Linked DNA regions of Mus musculus: region 1 is linked to region 2. The links are chromatin loops, found by intact Hi-C in ENCODE. Cell type or tissue: left cerebral cortex. All regions are shown on one strand. Links, peaks and the distances in the headings refer to the core of each region. The heading gives the core; the rest is flanking DNA.

The links. Peaks named below come from ENCODE experiments on the same cell type or tissue, not always from the same donor. Only the 100,000 strongest peaks of a DNase experiment are listed, where the experiment ranks them.
Region 1: a loop joins it to region 2, with 2.6 times the contacts of the local background. A loop is called at or near these places in 1 of 42 quality-filtered maps.

Annotation. Positions count from the first base shown.
Region 1 is chr16:18,586,488-18,594,774 of GRCm38, reverse strand. It overlaps Gm35369 (a long non-coding RNA gene), which reads right to left and starts at 5,976. Exons shown (of 4, transcript XR_384718.3): 1 at 5,325-5,976; 2 at 4,085-4,372; 3 at 2,742-3,736. It overlaps Tbx1 (T-box 1), which reads left to right and starts at 7,806. Exons shown (of 7, transcript NM_011532.2): 1 at 7,806-8,239. The coding sequence starts at 7,836. In left cerebral cortex, for the core only: CTCF peaks have their summits at 2,905 (motif pointing right) and 4,110 (motif pointing right); no DNase peak of the experiment used is centred there; H3K4me3 peaks cover 456 bases.
Region 2 is chr16:18,440,079-18,448,365 of GRCm38, reverse strand. It overlaps Txnrd2 (thioredoxin reductase 2), which reads right to left. Exons shown (of 18, transcript NM_013711.3): 6 at 7,495-7,573; 7 at 6,556-6,618; 8 at 5,092-5,162. Among named protein-coding and RNA genes, the nearest start is that of Comt, 18 kb to the right of the region's middle. In left cerebral cortex, for the core only: CTCF peaks have their summits at 3,322 (motif pointing left) and 4,699 (motif pointing left); a DNase peak (open chromatin) is centred at 4,704.

The sequences.
Region 1 (8,287 bases), core at 1,427-6,426, 150 kb before region 2:
AAAATCCAAGTTTCACTGGGCATGTGGAACACACCTACAATTCCAGCATTCAGGTGGTGGAGGCAAGTATGAGAGTTCAAGGTCACCATGGTTTCACAGTGAGGCCCTGCCTCAAACAAAGCCAAAGCATTCTCTTGTGGGGGCCAGGAAGATGCTCAGTGCTTAAGAAGATGTGCTGCTTTGGCAGAGGGCCTAAGTTCAAATCCTAGAAACCACATGGTGGCTCCCTGGAAGTACAGCTGCTGCAGGAGATCTGACCCACACTCTGACCTGCACAGGTACTGTGCGCATGGCTCACACAGACACACAAAGACACACATGCATGTACATAAATAAACTAAATCTATTGAAAAATAGTTTCCCTATGTTTATTTTAAGTATCTATAAGAAAAACAATATATGGAACGATCGCCAGGATCCTAGTCCTTCATAACTGGCTTATTTACCAACATGCCAGACTCAGGGCTAGCAGCTTGGCATGGACAATGCCTTCCATGTGGATTCATTGAAAAGGGTCATCTTTACTGATATGGTCCCCTGGGACACTCTTCTAGTACACAGTGTTCAGGACACCGACCTGGACAATAAGCCCTTCCTCCTCAGCACATCACCCGACTGTGTTACTTAATTCTTCCCTTACTGCACAGCAGAGGGTTCTACAAGGGCACTGTCAATCAAAAGTCCACTTAAATTTCTAAAATGTGTGTCAACACCAGTGAAGAGCAGTTACACAACCTATGTGGGTGGTAAGCCTGCATGTGTGACCAGATCTGTATGTGTGTACTCTGGGCAAGTGTCTGCAAGTACAACATGAATTGTGTGTAAGACCCTGTGCTCATGTGTCTTTGTTCCTGTCCAGTTTTGTGCATGAAGACAGTTATGCCAATGGTGGCATATGTTATGGCATGCTCACATGTGTGAGCATTCATGTTCAGATAAGTTCTCCCAAGTGTTCCTGTGTGTTGTGGCAGTATGTGTATTGTTGGGTGTTCTGCAGACAAGAGGAATCTTGAAGGGTTTTTGGCAATCTTCTGGTGCTCACCCTGAGTTAGCACACCTCCTTAGAGCTGGCTGGCTCCTGCTGTGGCCAAAGAGGGGAGGGGGAGAGGCTGTTTTCCTCAGCTGCCTGCTCCACAGGTCACCTCCTGCCACCACCTCCACCCCAGGATGAGCCTAGGCCCTCAGAGGCCCAGAACCACACCTCTGCCTGACAGTACCTGGGGTAAGGGACTCTTATGGCTAGAAGATGGACAGCAGACTCCCCATGTGGCTGGCTTCTTCCGCCAAGTGGGCAGCTAAATCAACAGGCTCAGACCCTAGCTGTCCATCAGTCCGTCTGTTTGTTTGTTTGTTCTAGAGTTGTGGGGACTTCTAGACCGCAGGGGGCCCTGGTGACCTGGGAGGATACCATTGCCCACCAGTCTGACCATCCTTTTCCCCAAATCCTTTCAGGACATCTTCCTGGACCCTTAGTCCAGAATACAGCAGCCATACTGTTTGTATGGGAGGCAGATGGGGGCAGGAGACCATTAGTGTGAGGCTGTCCTCTTAGCTGAAGTGAGGGTCCTGTCTTTACCTCCTCTTGACTGTATCTTCTGTCTCCGTTTGTCTATGTGCACCCTGAAGTTATCAGTACCCCAGGACCTAGACATTCCAGGGGCCACAATGGGTCAACATTTGCCTTGAGACAAGAGCCAGGTGACTCTGGGATGCAGGCAGAGTCTCAGGGGAGCAGGAAGAGTTTCAGGGGAAGATGGAGCCAGCAAGGTCAAGTAACTCAAATCACCAGGCCCCAGCAAACTACAGGCTGTACACAGGAAGCTGTTCCTCACTCTGGCCAAGTTCTCTGAATCTCCTGATCCTCCTCTGGGACACCCTGTAGGTCTAGGGTACTATCCCTGATTTCCAGAAACCCTGCTTACTGCAGTCTGCCATACTCCACAGAGCCCTAGTTCCTTCTAGTGTAGGAGAAGGTCTTATACTAGGGTAGGGCATATGGGGTGGGCTTGATGGGTTTCAGAGTAGGAAGGTACCAAGAAAGGAAAAGGTCATAGACCAACAGGGGGACTTGAGTTAAGAAAGGGGTCAGCTGGGCTGTACTGGTGCAGTCCTTTAATCCCAGCACTCTGGAAGCAGACGTAGGAGGATCTCTGCATTGGAAAGTTAGCCTGGTCTACAGATAGAGTTCCAGGACAGCCAGAGCTTGTTTTGTTTGAGGGGGGTGAGGGAAAGGGGAGGGGAGGGGAGGGGAGGGGAGGGGAGGGGAGGGGAGGGGAGGGGAGGGGAGGGGAGGGGAGGGGAGGGGAGGGGAGGGGAGGGGAGGGGAGGGGAGGGGAGGGGAGGGGAGGAGAGGAGAGGAGAGGAGAGGAGAGGAGAGGAGAGGAGAGGAGAGGAGAGGAGAGGAGAGGAGAGGAGAGGAGAGGAGAGGAGAGGAGAGGAGAGGAGAGGAGAGGAGAGGAGAGGAGAGGAGGAAGCCTCAGGGCGCACTGCCTCTGGGCAGTGTCCCTGCTGCAACCAGGAGCCACCCCAGCGCCTACTTCTGGATGGGTATATCATTTACACAGGCGGTGCTTGTCTTAGTGGTTGCGGGATGAACGACCCAGATTTTGATGGGACAGGGAGCCTCCAGCACACTCCCCAGTACAACTTACCCCACAAAATTTCCCAAAGTTTGGAGGCTGGAGACAGGGGGTGGGGGCGCGGGTCATTCAGCCCCAGCTACTGTGAGGCACAGTTCTTACCTGCGTGCCTCCAGAGCTGGTGGGTGGGTGTGTCTCCTGATCTGCCCTTGTCCCCCAGGGTCACCCAGAATGGCTCGGTTATAGCCTCGGGCCAGTCACGTGCGTGGACAAACTGACGACGGAGCGCGCCGGAGGGGCCTGGGTTCCTGCGGAGGCAGCCGCCAGGGGGCTGAGAGAGGGAAAGAGTGCAGAGTCTCCTGCAAGCCCACGGCTCCCGGCTCCGGCGAAGGTCGAACCCTGCGCCTCGGAGACTTCCGCGGGTCCTCGTCCCGGACGCCGAGGCAGAGCCGCCGACGTCAACCCTGTCGGGGAAGTTGTTCCTGGCCTAGCCGCCGGCTTCCTTTGAGTGCTTGGGGCCGCGTGCAGGCAGGAGGAGATGGAGGCAATTTCCAGCTATCAATCCTGAATCACTGGGTCACGTAAAGCCCAGCCTCTCTCCGAGCCTCCCTCATCACCTTTGGGAACATAGCCCGAGCCTGCCCTCCATGTTCTGATTTCTGGAGGAGGGGACCCCTGCGCCCCGATCTCTGAGCGGGTCCACCTGTATGCATTTTGCTCCAAGCAGCCAGGAATCAATGCTGGGAGCCCTCTGGGCCCGCGCACTTTGTTCGGGGAGCCAGTAAGGCCTAAGATCCGTGGGCTGTCAGGCTGCCAGAGACGAAGGTGCGCAGAAACATCTGCGGCTAGCAGCCAAGCTCTGAGAGGCCCGCGTCTTTACAATAGACAGGGAGTGAGGAGTGGGGCTGGTGGGTGTGAGGGGCTGGTCTGCCCGCTCCCCTGGGGCAGCCATGTGTACCCAAGGGAGGCGGAGCCGAGCCAGAGCGAGGTAGGCAGGAATCTCTAGGGGTCTGCCTCCCTTCGCATTGGGAACTTCAGGAATTCTACTGGTTTCGCGTCCGACCCTGCAGATGGCCGACCAAGGAGTGTGTGAGTTGCCACAGAATCCAGCGACGGTGCTGGGTGCAGCCAGGAGCCCATACCGCCAGCCACAAAGCCTAGGGTTCAAGGAAAAAAATAAATAAAAATAAAATAAAAAGCAAGATTTGCAGCTTATTAGCCCCATTCTGCTCCCCCAATTTCAAGCCTCTGAGCCCCACTCTTTTCCTACCAGCAGTCAGTCTCAACGTTAAAACTCAGTTTTAGGGCCTGTAAAATGGTCTAGTCAGGGATGTCAACCTCCTGCCTCAAGCCTTGGAGAATTGCAGGTCTTTTCACTCTGCGTAGCATGTGGAGGAGAAGAGGATACAACCCAGGCCTCGACCATGCACTGCGCCCTCAGGACTAAGAGGTGTAAGCTCAGGACCCCTGTGCGCAAACCACTGGCTCGCAGTCAAGCCCCTTACCGCTGTGACGGAAGCGCCGCCGGTAGGGGGAGCGAGGCGGAAGGGAGCGGCGGCCGGTGCAGGTGAGGGAGGAGCATTTCCCCGGGGTAAGGCTCTGTGTCCATTCTGAACCTTCGCGCTAGGGTGTAGGACTACAGAGTGGGTTCGTTCCTTAGCGCTCCGGGCAAGAACCGGCCGGCCGTGAGGCAGCGTCAGGAGAGGAGCGCAGGCCAGTTACTGGGCGACCAGGCATCGACCTCACAGTTTCGGTGCTGTGCTCAGGGAAAGGGCGGTCCTAAGAGTCGGGTCCTGTAGTGAGTAGAGGCGGTTGCTCTATAGCAGGCGGGAGGCTTGAGTGGACCGGCACTTGCAGGGTTTCGGGTTTCTTAAGCTAGTCTTTCTAGGGGTTCCAATTTTCTACAGTAATGGCTAGTTGGGGGGGGGGGGAGTTGGGAAGGAAGGATGAGGGTGACCGATGCGAGTGGAGCGAGCTAACCATCCACAGAACATGTTAAGCGGGGCCCTGACACATTCCCAGCCTCTGCTCAGGGGCATTGTTTGCTGTGAAGTGTTTACTGACCCAACTGTAGCTTGCAAGTGCAGCCACAGCAGGAAGACTTCTCCTGTCACTGCAGGTGACGCTAGGGGCGTCAGGACGGACCCCAGGGCTGACCCAGAGCAACCAGGAGTTCCCGAAGTTTTTCACTTTCACTTCTCAGTATTAGCCGCACTGAGGTCCAGGATGTGGCTGCAGCCCTGGCGGGTTGTGGGGAGGTACTGGGGAAGACCTCAGCTTCTCCACCCTGGGATGAGGTACATCCCTATAATGCAAAATCGCCTGCCAGAGCCCTGCCCCTACATCCTCACGTGGGACTCAACTTATAGAGGCGCGGTGGACTATCTTTGATACTGCTGTATCTCTCCATAACTACTGCGACCTTATGCACCTGCCCAAGACTGGGCTCTCCTATCCAGCAGGAGACAATAAGCTATCCCTGCTCAGGAAAGGGGGAAAGACCCTGTGGCCCACCTAATCTCCAAACTACCCTCCTTAGACCTGCCCTAGGCCAGTGGGACAGGTCACTGTCATTGTCAGTCCCTGGATGGCCAGCCACTTAGGGCCCAAGAAACGACCTCTTGACAGCCTCCCTTTCTTAGCTGTCTGTCCTTAAGCTTTCAAGGACAGGCTAGGGCACCAGTCCAGTTACACACACCATCCCCTCCCACACCCCAATCTATTATACAAGTCCCAGTTACCCACTTCTTGCAGTCATGGCCTTGATCCTTCCACTTAGTTGCTGCTACAGCCCGGGAGGGAGGCCTGAGACTGTCAAAACCCTTGGAGAGGCTGCAGGCATCCCACTACATTCTGAGTCTGTTCAGCAGAGAGCCTACTAAGTCCTTGACCGAAAGTCCTTGGAAACTGGGCCTTGTCTAGTAGAATCTAGGAGGTTCTAGGCTTCATATCCTGTGCACAAAGGGCATAGGCATACTGAACGGGTCAGAGAGGCCCCCGAGATAGTAGGCGAAGAGAAGGTACCAGAGAAGTGGGGCATTGATGTAATCATGTCTTGAGGCCCGAACGCTGAGGCCTGGTCCTGCACCTTAGCAGTTAGGCCTTTCGTGTGGGCAGGCTGGCTGCAGGGTGGAGAGGGGACAGCACCCCACCATGCGGTCTGAATTTCTCCGACGTGTCCTCAGCTCCCTCGGCCGGTCAGGCCCCGCCCCCGGTCCTCCCTGCGCCCCGCTGGTGCGCAGGGAGGTCGGAGGAGCGGGCACTGCCCACCCTCCGGATGTAAAAGCGTCCTGGCCAGAGGCGGGCGGTGCGCGCGGGGTGCGCGTGACGCTCGGGCTCCAGGTCTTGTGCGGCCTGGGCGGCGTCCCACGGCTCGCTTCCCCACCACGAAAGCAAGCTGACCCAAAGGGCCTGTAGGGGCAATTGCTGGTGAGGTCCAGCTCTGCGGCACGGAGGGACGAAGGACTCCGCAAGCCCTGGGGCTATCTGCCTGTGGCCTGTGCGAGAGCCGGAGCTCTCTTACCCAGGTGCAGGGGCCGCCGGGGAGGAGGTGGAGGCAGGTGGGGCCAAGCAAGGGCAGGGCTAGACTCAGGCAGCATCTCAGTGCCTCGCCAATGCCCTGCCATCTCACATTGGGACTGAGTGTTCGAGACATAGAAGCTTCTTCTTGGGGCTGTAGACTCTGGTGGTGGCTTCGCCGAATAGAGGGGACGCCCAACCTCCGCAAAAGCTGCAGGATGTTCAAGGGGCGTTGGTCACACAGGGCCCCGGGAGGAGAGACCAGGGACAGAGAGCTTACAAGGCAGGAGGGCCCTGAATTTCCAGGGTGCTCCAAATGTTCGGACTCCTGGGCTAATATTGGCTGAAAATGGGGGGGGTCTCATGACGCCATAATCCCTTGGGCCCTGGACCGGCGGCTGTGAGTGGCACCACAGGCCCCCGCCCCCGGGCCCCCTGCGCTGGGCTGGGCGCGGTGCGGCTGGGCGTACGCAGTCGGAGGCGGCGCCGGTCAGGCCCGGGCGCCTATGGACGCGCGGAGCCCGCTGTCTGCCCGGGCCAGCGCGTTCAGCATCGCCTCTCTTGTTGCAGCCGAGGCCTCGGAGGGCACCGCCCACCGGGGCCCCAGGCCCTCGGACCGGGCGAAACTTCGCCGGCTACCAGGATCCCCAGCCGGGATGCACTTCAGCACAGTCACCAGGGACATGGAAGGTGAGCCCTTCTGTCCGCGTCTATACTGTCAGGCCGCCCGCCAGTCCCCTGCTGTGAGGCCCTGCGGCCCAGCGGGTGGGAAGGAGCTCTAGGCCGGGTGGGCTCCAACCTTGAAGCTGGGACTCTGGGACAGGAAGAAAGGGCGGCATTCCCCAAAGTCAGTCCACCCACCATCCTAGGACTCCAACTTCTGGGATTGAGCAGTCTTCTGAAGTCTGAAGAAGGGGCGCCTTTGAGCTGGAAGAAGCAAAGATGGTTAGAGAAGAGTCAGGGAACGCAGTAAAAGGAGGGGGCGGGGGAACAAAAACAAACAAACAAACAACAACAACAACAACAAAAACCAAAAATACAAATCAATGAGAGCAGCCAAGAGGGGAAAAAAAAGGAGAAAACAGAAAATATGACAAAGGTGAGAAAGGCAGATACACGCAAAGGAAATAAAGATAACGAAAGAGAAAATGAAGGATAGGATAGCTTGAGACAGAAATGTAACTTCATTAAAGAACAAGAGAAAGGCTGAAGATTCATTTACGATTGAAAGGGCAAAGACGAATAGTAGAGAACACACAAAAATAAGAGGAAGAAGTTAGACGGAAGGGAAGACATGAAAATTTGAAATTGGAGAGAGTGACACCGAGAAAAGAGAGAGGCAGGGGGTTTAAGAAGAAGCTGGAGCGAGAGAAAGGAGACAGAATGTGAGAAGTTGAAACCAGGGACACAAAAGGTAGAGGAAGAAGAACTTGGGGAGCGTCTGGCACAGAAGAAAAGCCAGAGCGCGCTGGCGGCGGGGAGGGCCGCGCACCGGCCCGTCGTCCCCGGAGCCGGTCGGAGCGGTCGGGGGGCCCGGGCCCGCGGAGCCTCGGCGGGGGAGGGGCGGGGGGAGGGGCACGGGCTATTGTCTCGGCGGGGCGGGGCGGGGCGGGGCGGCTCCGCGGGGCCGGCCCGCGGGGTGGGGCGGTGCGGCCCGGGGCGCGTGCGGCGCAGCGCCCGCCACTCGGCCCGCCGCGCGGGACGGCGCTCTGATCAGCGGCGGGTGGCCTTCGGGTCATGATCTCCGCCGTGTCTAGTCCGTGGCTCACGCAGCTCTCGCACTTCTGCGACGTTGCAGCCTTCGCAGCCAGCAGTCTGAGCGGCCTGGGATCCCCGTCGCCTGGCGCCGACCCGTTCGGCCCTCGCGAGCCGCCGCCACCGCGCTACGATCCGTGCGCTGCAGTCCCCGGTGCCCCGGGCCCGCCGCCGCCGCGCGCCTATCCTTTCGCGCCCGCCCCCGGGGCGGCTGGCAGCTCGGCGGCGGAGTCCGAGGGTCCGGGGGCTAGCCGCGCGGCTGCGGTCAAGGCTCCGGTGAAGAAGAACCCGAAGGTGGCCAGCGTGAGCGTGCAGCTGGAGATGAAGGCGCTGTGGGACGAGTTCAATCAGCTGGGCACCGAGATGATCGTCACCAAGGCAGGCAGGTCAGGCGCCCCTTCCCCGCGCCCCTGTCCACGTGCGTTCTGTGCCTC
Region 2 (8,287 bases), core at 1,798-6,797:
GCCTCCCCCTCTGCCCCAGCCCAAGCTGATAAAATACAGAAATGCTACTGTAGACCCTCCAGGCTTATTTTGACTGCACAGAGGAATGTAACATGTAAACAGTGCCTCCCCTGCCGCACTGTTACAACTTGCATTAACAGCCTGGACAAAGCCGCATTTTCACAGAAGCATCGTACGGGGATATATCTCCAGCTTAATTTTTTTTAAAAAAAAACCATTTCCTCACATAAATCATGTTCAGAACTAAACGGGTGACTGATGCACCACAAACACTTTTTTCTTAAACAATAACATACCTAGATTCCATCTACACGAAGGAGCTTAAAAAAAAACAAAAAACTCTAAATGTTTTTTTTCTGAAGAAAATAAACATTGCAGTTTTGTTCCTGACTAAAATATCTGTGGCCATATCTTACCAGCTGAGCCGGCACCCCCAGCGCATAGTCACAGGGGAACCCCTAGGCTACTGGGGATGGGAGCTGGGGGTGCTTTCTTGCTGGGCTGCACTACTGCATAGCATTGGGTCAGCTTCCCCAAAATGGACCTGAATTGAACTCAGAAAATTCTGGCCTTTGGAGACATGGCCAGACATGGCCTTCAGAAACAGAACAACTTGAGCCCAGGAAGGGGCCCAGGCAGGACAGGAGAGAGGCAGGGAGGGCTAGCTTCCAGGACTGTTGCAGCTCTAGTGTTGCTCATGGAGGGTTCAGCACAGAGCATTATGGGAAGGCAGGAGAGTAAGAGGCAGCCAAAGAATCAGAGCAAAGGAAAGAGAGGGAGTGAGGCAGGCTTAGCAGCTATGAGCAGCAGCACTGCTTGCAGACAGGCAGCAGGTTCTGCAGGCACTGCAGCAATTCAACTCCATGGGCAAGGACAACCAGGCCCCAAACATTACAAAAACATCCAGCCAGAGGTGACTAAAAACCAAACCAAACCAAAAACCATGCTGGAGGAGGGACAGGCCCTTCTGAACATGTAATAAATCTAAAAGCCATTAAGAGCAAAGAGAGATTTAGGTTACATCTAAAGGGGAAAGAAACCATTTGTACATCTATAAGTTACAAAGAATCTTTATGGTGTGCAATACAGGGCCATCTCTGATATTTGAACCAGCTGGAAGATAAAGAAGAGATGAGGGGAGGGGGGACCCAGCCACATACAAGGCCAAGGACCACAGGGTTATCCACACAGAGACACTCTGAATTTCAGAGGAAGCCAAGAAATACATGAAAAGATGACCCATGGAATCCAAGTGTGTTCCACCTAGCAGACAGACAAAGCTAGGAAAACAGACAAGGAGTTGGGGCTGGAGCTCAGGAGGAGAGGACCTGTTTGTTTCTTGGTACAAAGCCCTGGGTCAAGTCCAGATCTCTCCACACCTAGAAATTATTATGGTCTAAAAGACAATGCTAATTGCTGACATAAAAATGAAAACTTTGGGTGGGGAAGCCTCTCAGTAGAACATTTCCATAGGGTATGTAAGGGCCTGAGTTTTGTCCTCAGCTCTGTAAATGAATTTAAAAAATAAGAAGAATTTGACAAATATGGGTAGTGGCAGTACACTCTTGGAAAACTGAGGCAGAAGAATCACAAGTTTGAGGTCAACCTGGGCAGCATAGTGAGTTTCAGATCAACTGGACTCCATTGTGAGGCTGTCTAAAACAAACAACAACAAACAGACAGACAAAAACTGGGAAAGGGGCAACGACTGGACTCTAAAAAAATAAAAGTAATTAAAAAAAAAAACCCTAAGTCGGCCGTGCAGTGGTGGCGCATGCCTTTAATCCCAGCACTTGGGAGGCAGAGGCAGGCGGAATTCTGAGTTCAAGGCCAGCCTGGTCTACAGAGTGAGTTCAAGGACAGCCAGGGCTACACAGAGAAACCCTGTCTCAAAAAAAAAAAACCCCAAAAACAAACAAACAAACAAACAAACACCCTAAGTAAATGCATAAATATCCATAAAAGTCAGAAGACAAAAAGCAGGGGCTGGGGAGATGGCTCAGTTCTTTAGAGTACTTGTTGCTCTTGCAGGGGACTTGGGTTGGATTCCCAGCACCCACAGAGTGGCTTATAATCAATCACCCATAACTCCAGTTCCAGGGGGTCTGATGCCCTCTTCTGACCTCCATGGGTACCAGGCACTATGTAGTACACACACAGACAGACAGATAGACAAAACACTCATACAGATAAATAATCTTTTTACAAAAGGCAAATCACAAGTTGGGTAGTGGTGTCACACACTTTTAATCCTAGCACTCAGAAGACAGAGAACAGCCTGGTCTACAGAGTGAGTTCCAGGACAACAAGAGCTGCACAGAGAAACCCTGTCTCGAAAAACAAACAAACAAACAAACAAATGGACAGACAAACAGACAAGGCAAAGCACAGTCTAGTGATCCAGTGGAAGTCATCATGCGTCAGTGAGAACTCAGTCTCAGTGTGAGGAGGGATACGGGCAACAGTGATAGTCACACATCGGCAATGAGAAGAGGGACATTCCATTCTGTGTCTTTAAAAAAAAATGCTGTCAATGCCCATGTTATGGGAATAAGGGGGAAGCCTGCAGCAGAGCATAGGGGACAGGCAACAACCAGCTTGTCAGCAAAGACCCTTGGACTCCACTTTTCTGCTTCTAGGAGAGACTTCCTCAGTAGGTGTATATAAACTAATATCACTGTTCTTCAAATGTGAGGGTGCAGCAACATGGGCCCTGGTGTACCACCAGTGGGAACCCCACCAGTGAGAACACCACCCATGGGAACACAGTACTGAACTACTGAAGGAAGTCTGAAGAGCATAATTCCCTTCCAGGCCAACAATTCCACTGCCATGCTCAAGAGAGTGGAGAGCAGGAGTCAGGTAGACATCAGTGTACCCACTTCACAGCAATGCAGTTCACACTGCCTGTCCATGGATGAGTAGATAAAGTGTGAGATGCTGGTGTGTTATGTGTCAGCTGTAAAAAAAACGAAGGAAGGGCCAGGCAGCTGGCCCACAAGTAAAGGCACATGCTCCCAGGCCAAGTTCTATCCCAGAACCCACCTGGTGGAAGGACAGAACTGATTTTTGAAGTTGTTCTCTAACTTGTACACGTGTGTCATACCATAAATGTATGTGTATGTGCGCTATGTATACATAAATAAAGCAATTAAAAATGTTTTGTTGGGGGCTGGTGAAATGGCTCAGTGGGTAAGAGCACCCGACCGCTCTTCCGAAGGTCCGAAGTTCAAATCCCAGCAACCACATGGTGGCTCACAACCATCTGTAACATGATCTGACGCCCTCTTCTGGAGTGTCTGAAGACAGCTACAGTGTACTTACATATAATAAATAAATAAATCTTGAAAAAAAAAATGTTTTGTTGTTGTTGTTTTTAAGGAAAAAGAAGCCAAGCATGATGGAGCGTGCCTGCAATCCCAGAAGCCAGTTGGTACAGACAGAAGGGTCAGAAGTTCAAGGTCATCTTTGTCTTCACTGTGAGTTCAAAGCCAGTCTAAGCTACATGAGCTCCTGTCTCAAAAGAAAGGAGCTGGGCCAATGACATGGCTCAGCAGGTAAAGATGCCAACAACCAGCACAACAACCCGGTCTTGACCTCTGAACCCATAGCGTGGAAGAAGAATACTGACTCCTGTAAGTGGTCCTCTGGCCTCCACATGCACAGCCCCACACTAAACAGATAAACAAACAGTGTGGGCCAGATGAGCTGGCCCAGTGCAAGAGCAAAAGCATTAGCTGTGCAAACCTGGAGACCTGAGCTCAGCCCACAGAATCCATACAAAGGTAGGAGACAATCAAACTCCACCTATCCTCTGACGTCTGAAAATGCACTGTGGCATACACGCACGCGCACATGCACGCACACACATACACCATGGATAGAGCTATATGCAATAATAAGTTTTTGGTTTTCTTTTGGATGTTTTTGGTTGGTTTTGTTTGTTTTTAAGGGTCTTTTTATTTATTTTATTTTATTCATATGAATACACTTGTAGCTGTCTTCAGACACACCAGAAGAGGGCATCGAATCTCATTACAGATGGTTGTGAGCCACCATGTGGTTGCTGGGACTTGGACTCAGGACCTTTGGAAGAGCAGCCGGTGCTCTTTTGCAGAGCAGTCTCTCCAGCCCTGTTTTAAGGATCTTGACAGCTAGGCATGATGAAAGGCTCACACCTTTCATCTTAGAACAGATGGCAGGTGGAGACAGAGGCAGGAGGAGCTCTGTGAATTTGAGGTCAGTATGGTTTGCATAGCAAACTCCAGGACAGCTAGGACTACACAGAGATCCTGTCTCAAGACAACAACAACAACAACACAACAAAGGAGCTTGGAGCTGGGAATATAGATTCCAAGACAAGGTGCCTGCCTAACATTAGTGAGGCCATAGGTTCAATCCCAAGTGCCATGGATGCAGGGGCAGTGTCTTACAGCTCCAACACACAGAAATTGGAGATCTGCACTCTCTGAAATAAATCCGGTGAATACATACACATTAAATCCACACCTGTGTCCACTCTCCAACATACACACCATTTACACCTACACATACACACATATTTACAAGCATACATATGTGCACATGCACACACTCAAGTGCATATGCCAGCCCACCACTGGGCTACTGTTTCCCACTAGTGTTTGCTTGAAAGTGCACAAGGCATTGAACAGCTATCAAGCAAGCCTCTGCCGCCCTCTCGTGGCCACTCTGGTCCCTGCAAGCAGGACGTCTGCACAATAAGGGTGTTGGCTGCATCCAGTATCCAAGAATAGATGGAGCTCTGGGCAGGCCGGCACATTTAGCACATGTGTTCTCACCGCCACACCTGGCCGTAACTTGGGGCATGCTCGATGCAAAAAGCAGAGAGGAGAGGAGATGATCTTCTATACCAGGGTACAGGGGATACTGCTGACAGCCACTGCCCTGTATCATGAACAGCTGACTCTATCTGTAACACTCATGTTATCACCTTCGAGATAGTCATGGGACATGGGGGTACAAAGGTTTTTCCTTCTTTAAGAGAACGACCTTTTGGCTCCAGTAGGAGAAGAAAGCATATCCACCAGCACAACATACCCCAGGCCTTACGTTTTCCCAGGGGACTCCTTCAGCCAGAAGATGTCGTCACTTGTGATTCCATATTCCAGGGCTCCTTTGACCTATGGAGGAAGAGAAGACTCATGTGATAAGATCACCATTGGCATGCCCCTGGGGTTTCTGAAAAAGCAACCCCATTCTGCAGGTTCTGGGGTTCTCTCAATCCATGAGGGGAAGTTTCATGGTTGGATATCTTCAGGTTGTGTCTCTTTGGGGATGGGAGGTGCACATTATGCCCTGGGCTCTTTCCCAAGCATGCACCCCTTCCTGGGAAAGCAGGAGTGGCAGCCTCATCCTCCAAGACAGTCATGCAGCATACAGTATGGAGGGAAGGCTCCCACAGGCATGCAGAGATTTCATGGTTCCTGGTTTTCAAAGGAAACCTCTGCAGACCTTAGCCGACAATAAGTGACCATACATAACAAAAAAGAAATGCCTCATAAAACCAGCTCAGAGAAGTCACCATAGCAATGAGAAGATCCCAGTGGGGAGTCACCAACATGAGTTACTTGAAATATTCTGCTTTTACCAAAAAACCTGAGGTATGTGAAGAAATCAGAAAGTGACTCCAGCTTCAGCTACAGGGAGTAAATATGGTGTAGCCTCTTTGGAAAACAAACTAGTGTCTCTCAAAGGTTAAGCCAAGTGAACTAGTGACCTAGTTCCATTCTTCATAAATACCCAGAAGAAGTTAAAACGAACTCCAGAAAAACACGGGTGCTCACAGCACATCGTGATTCATGAGAGCCACAAAGAGGAAGCAACAAAGGCATTCACCGAGGGGCAGGCGGATTAACAAAAGGCACTAACGCATAAAATGGAATATTACTCAGTCTTTTAAAAGAAGAATCTGATACATGCAGGTATAGGGAGCACATTCTGCTGGTGAGATTAACCAACACAAAGCACATATGTCATATGCATTGGTATGAGGCACCTAGAATCAGAAACCAGGGGAGCTGTCGTAAAGAATCAGCCTGGAATTCTGCAAAGGACCTAGAGATGGAGGGAAGTGGAAGACGCACTGAATGTATTAAACCACTGTGCCTCCCTCCTAAAGGGAATTTCTGCTAAGTGAATTTCATTCAAACTTTTAAGGAGCTGGGTGGCCAGGGTGGATGAAGAGCAAGACTGAAGTCCTGGATGGAGGCCCTGGAGTTCTGAAGTTAGAAAAGGCCGTGGCAATGGAGGCTTGGTGGAAGGAACAGAGGCCAGGTGTGATGCCCGCCACACATTTCAGTCAAAGCTAACTCTGGAGGCTGAAGTGGACAGACATGAATCCCAGGTGATCGGAAGCAGCCCGGACAACACAGAACTAAACACTGAGGAAGAAGGAGAGAGGACACAGGCCTCAGGAGCCTGCGGTGTGGAGTGGCCCTGAGCCACTGCCATGTGGTGTAGATTCAGGGAGGCCTGGAGAAGCAAGAGGAATGAGGGACACAGCAAGCCACTCACTTGTGTGGGGTACCTTGGCCGTCCTCCTGTAGCAATGACAATGTGCTCAGCTGAAAGCAGAGTCTGAGGATAAACAGAGAACCATATGTCAATCAGTGAACCGTCGGCTGCCAGAGCGCTCAAATGCCTGCGGTGGCTGAGGCAGCCGTTCCTGTGACCCCTGCTGTAGTGGGATGCTTTACCCTTATGTCTAAGTCACAGAGCAGGGGTCTCACATTGTCCACTCAACAGGAGGGCCAGGCAAAAGAGGGAGTGAGGCCAGCTCCACAAACTTCACAGTGTACAAGGCCTTTGCAAACCCTGCCTCTTCAGAGCCCCACAAACACTACAGAAAGGGAGTGACTCACCCCAAACTGCAGGAAAGCTAGCTGTGGCATTTGAACTGCTTAACAAGGGGTGTGTGTAGCTAAGGACTGATCTAGCTCAGGTTAGGCAAGCCTTCTGCCTCTGAACTACACCCCTACCTCTCTGTTCAATCTGTGTCTCTACATGTATGTGTGTGTGCATGTCAGCACGTGTCTGTGCACATATCTGTGTGTGCACAAGCCTTTGTGTGTTAGCATCTCTGTGAGCATGTGTCTGTGTGTGCATGCATGTGTATGTATGTGTGTGTACATGCATGTGTCTATGTGTGCATGTGTCTGTGTGCATATGCCTTGTGTGTATGTATCTGTTTCTCTCCATATGTCTACATGTGTCTCTGTTGGGGACACATGGTCCCACTATATAGCCCAGGGCTGGTCTAGGACTCAAGCTCCCATTTCTGCCTCCCTAGTGCTGGGATCTCGGGCTTGGCCACTGCACCCAGCTGTTGAATCACTCTGAAGAAGTGTGACTTCAAAGGCAGCTGTTAACACCAGATCAACACCCAGGCCAAACAGAACTGGAATCGGGTGCGAGAGGAGCCACCGAGACAGGCCACAGGCCGGTGACACTTACCGCCTTCCCGCCTTTGTCCACACCGCGAACTGTGTGCTCATCCACAAAGCTGGCTTTGATGTTAAAGTACTTGACTTTCCTGCAACATAAAGATAAGATTGCCTTTTCTTTATTTTATTTTTTGAAACAGGGTCGCAGGTTTTCTAGTCTAGGCCTCAAACCCTCTAAGTTAGGGTTTCTATTGCTGAAGAAACAACATAACCAAAAACAGCTTGGGGAGGAAAGGATGTATTTTCCTTCCACTTTCGCATCACTGAAGAAAGTCAGGACGGGAACCTGTAGGCAGGAGCTGCTGCACTGGGCAGGTGCGGAGTGCTGGCTCGCTCAGATTACACACTCTCTCTCTATATATATATATATGAAGCAGAAGTCCTGAATTCAAATTCTCAGCAACCACATGATCACTCAAAACCATCAGTACACTGTAGCTGTACTGATGGTTGTGAGCGATCATGTGGTTGCTGAGAATTTGAATTCAGGACTTCTGCTTGCTTGCTCAGGTCGGCCCCGCTCGCTTCAGTCTAAATATTTATTTATTATATATCTAAGAATACTGTAGCTGTCTTCAGACACACAAGAAGAGGATGTCAGATCTCATTATGGATGGTTGTGAGCCACCATGTGGTTGCTGGGATTTGAACTCAGGGCCTTTTGAAGAGCAGTCAGTGCTCTTAACCGCTCAGCCATCTCTCCAGCCCGCCTACTGCCAGTCTTATGGAGGCATTCGTCAGTTGATGTTCCCTCCTCTCAAAGGACTCTAGCTTGTGTCCAGTTGGCACAAACCTAGCCAGCA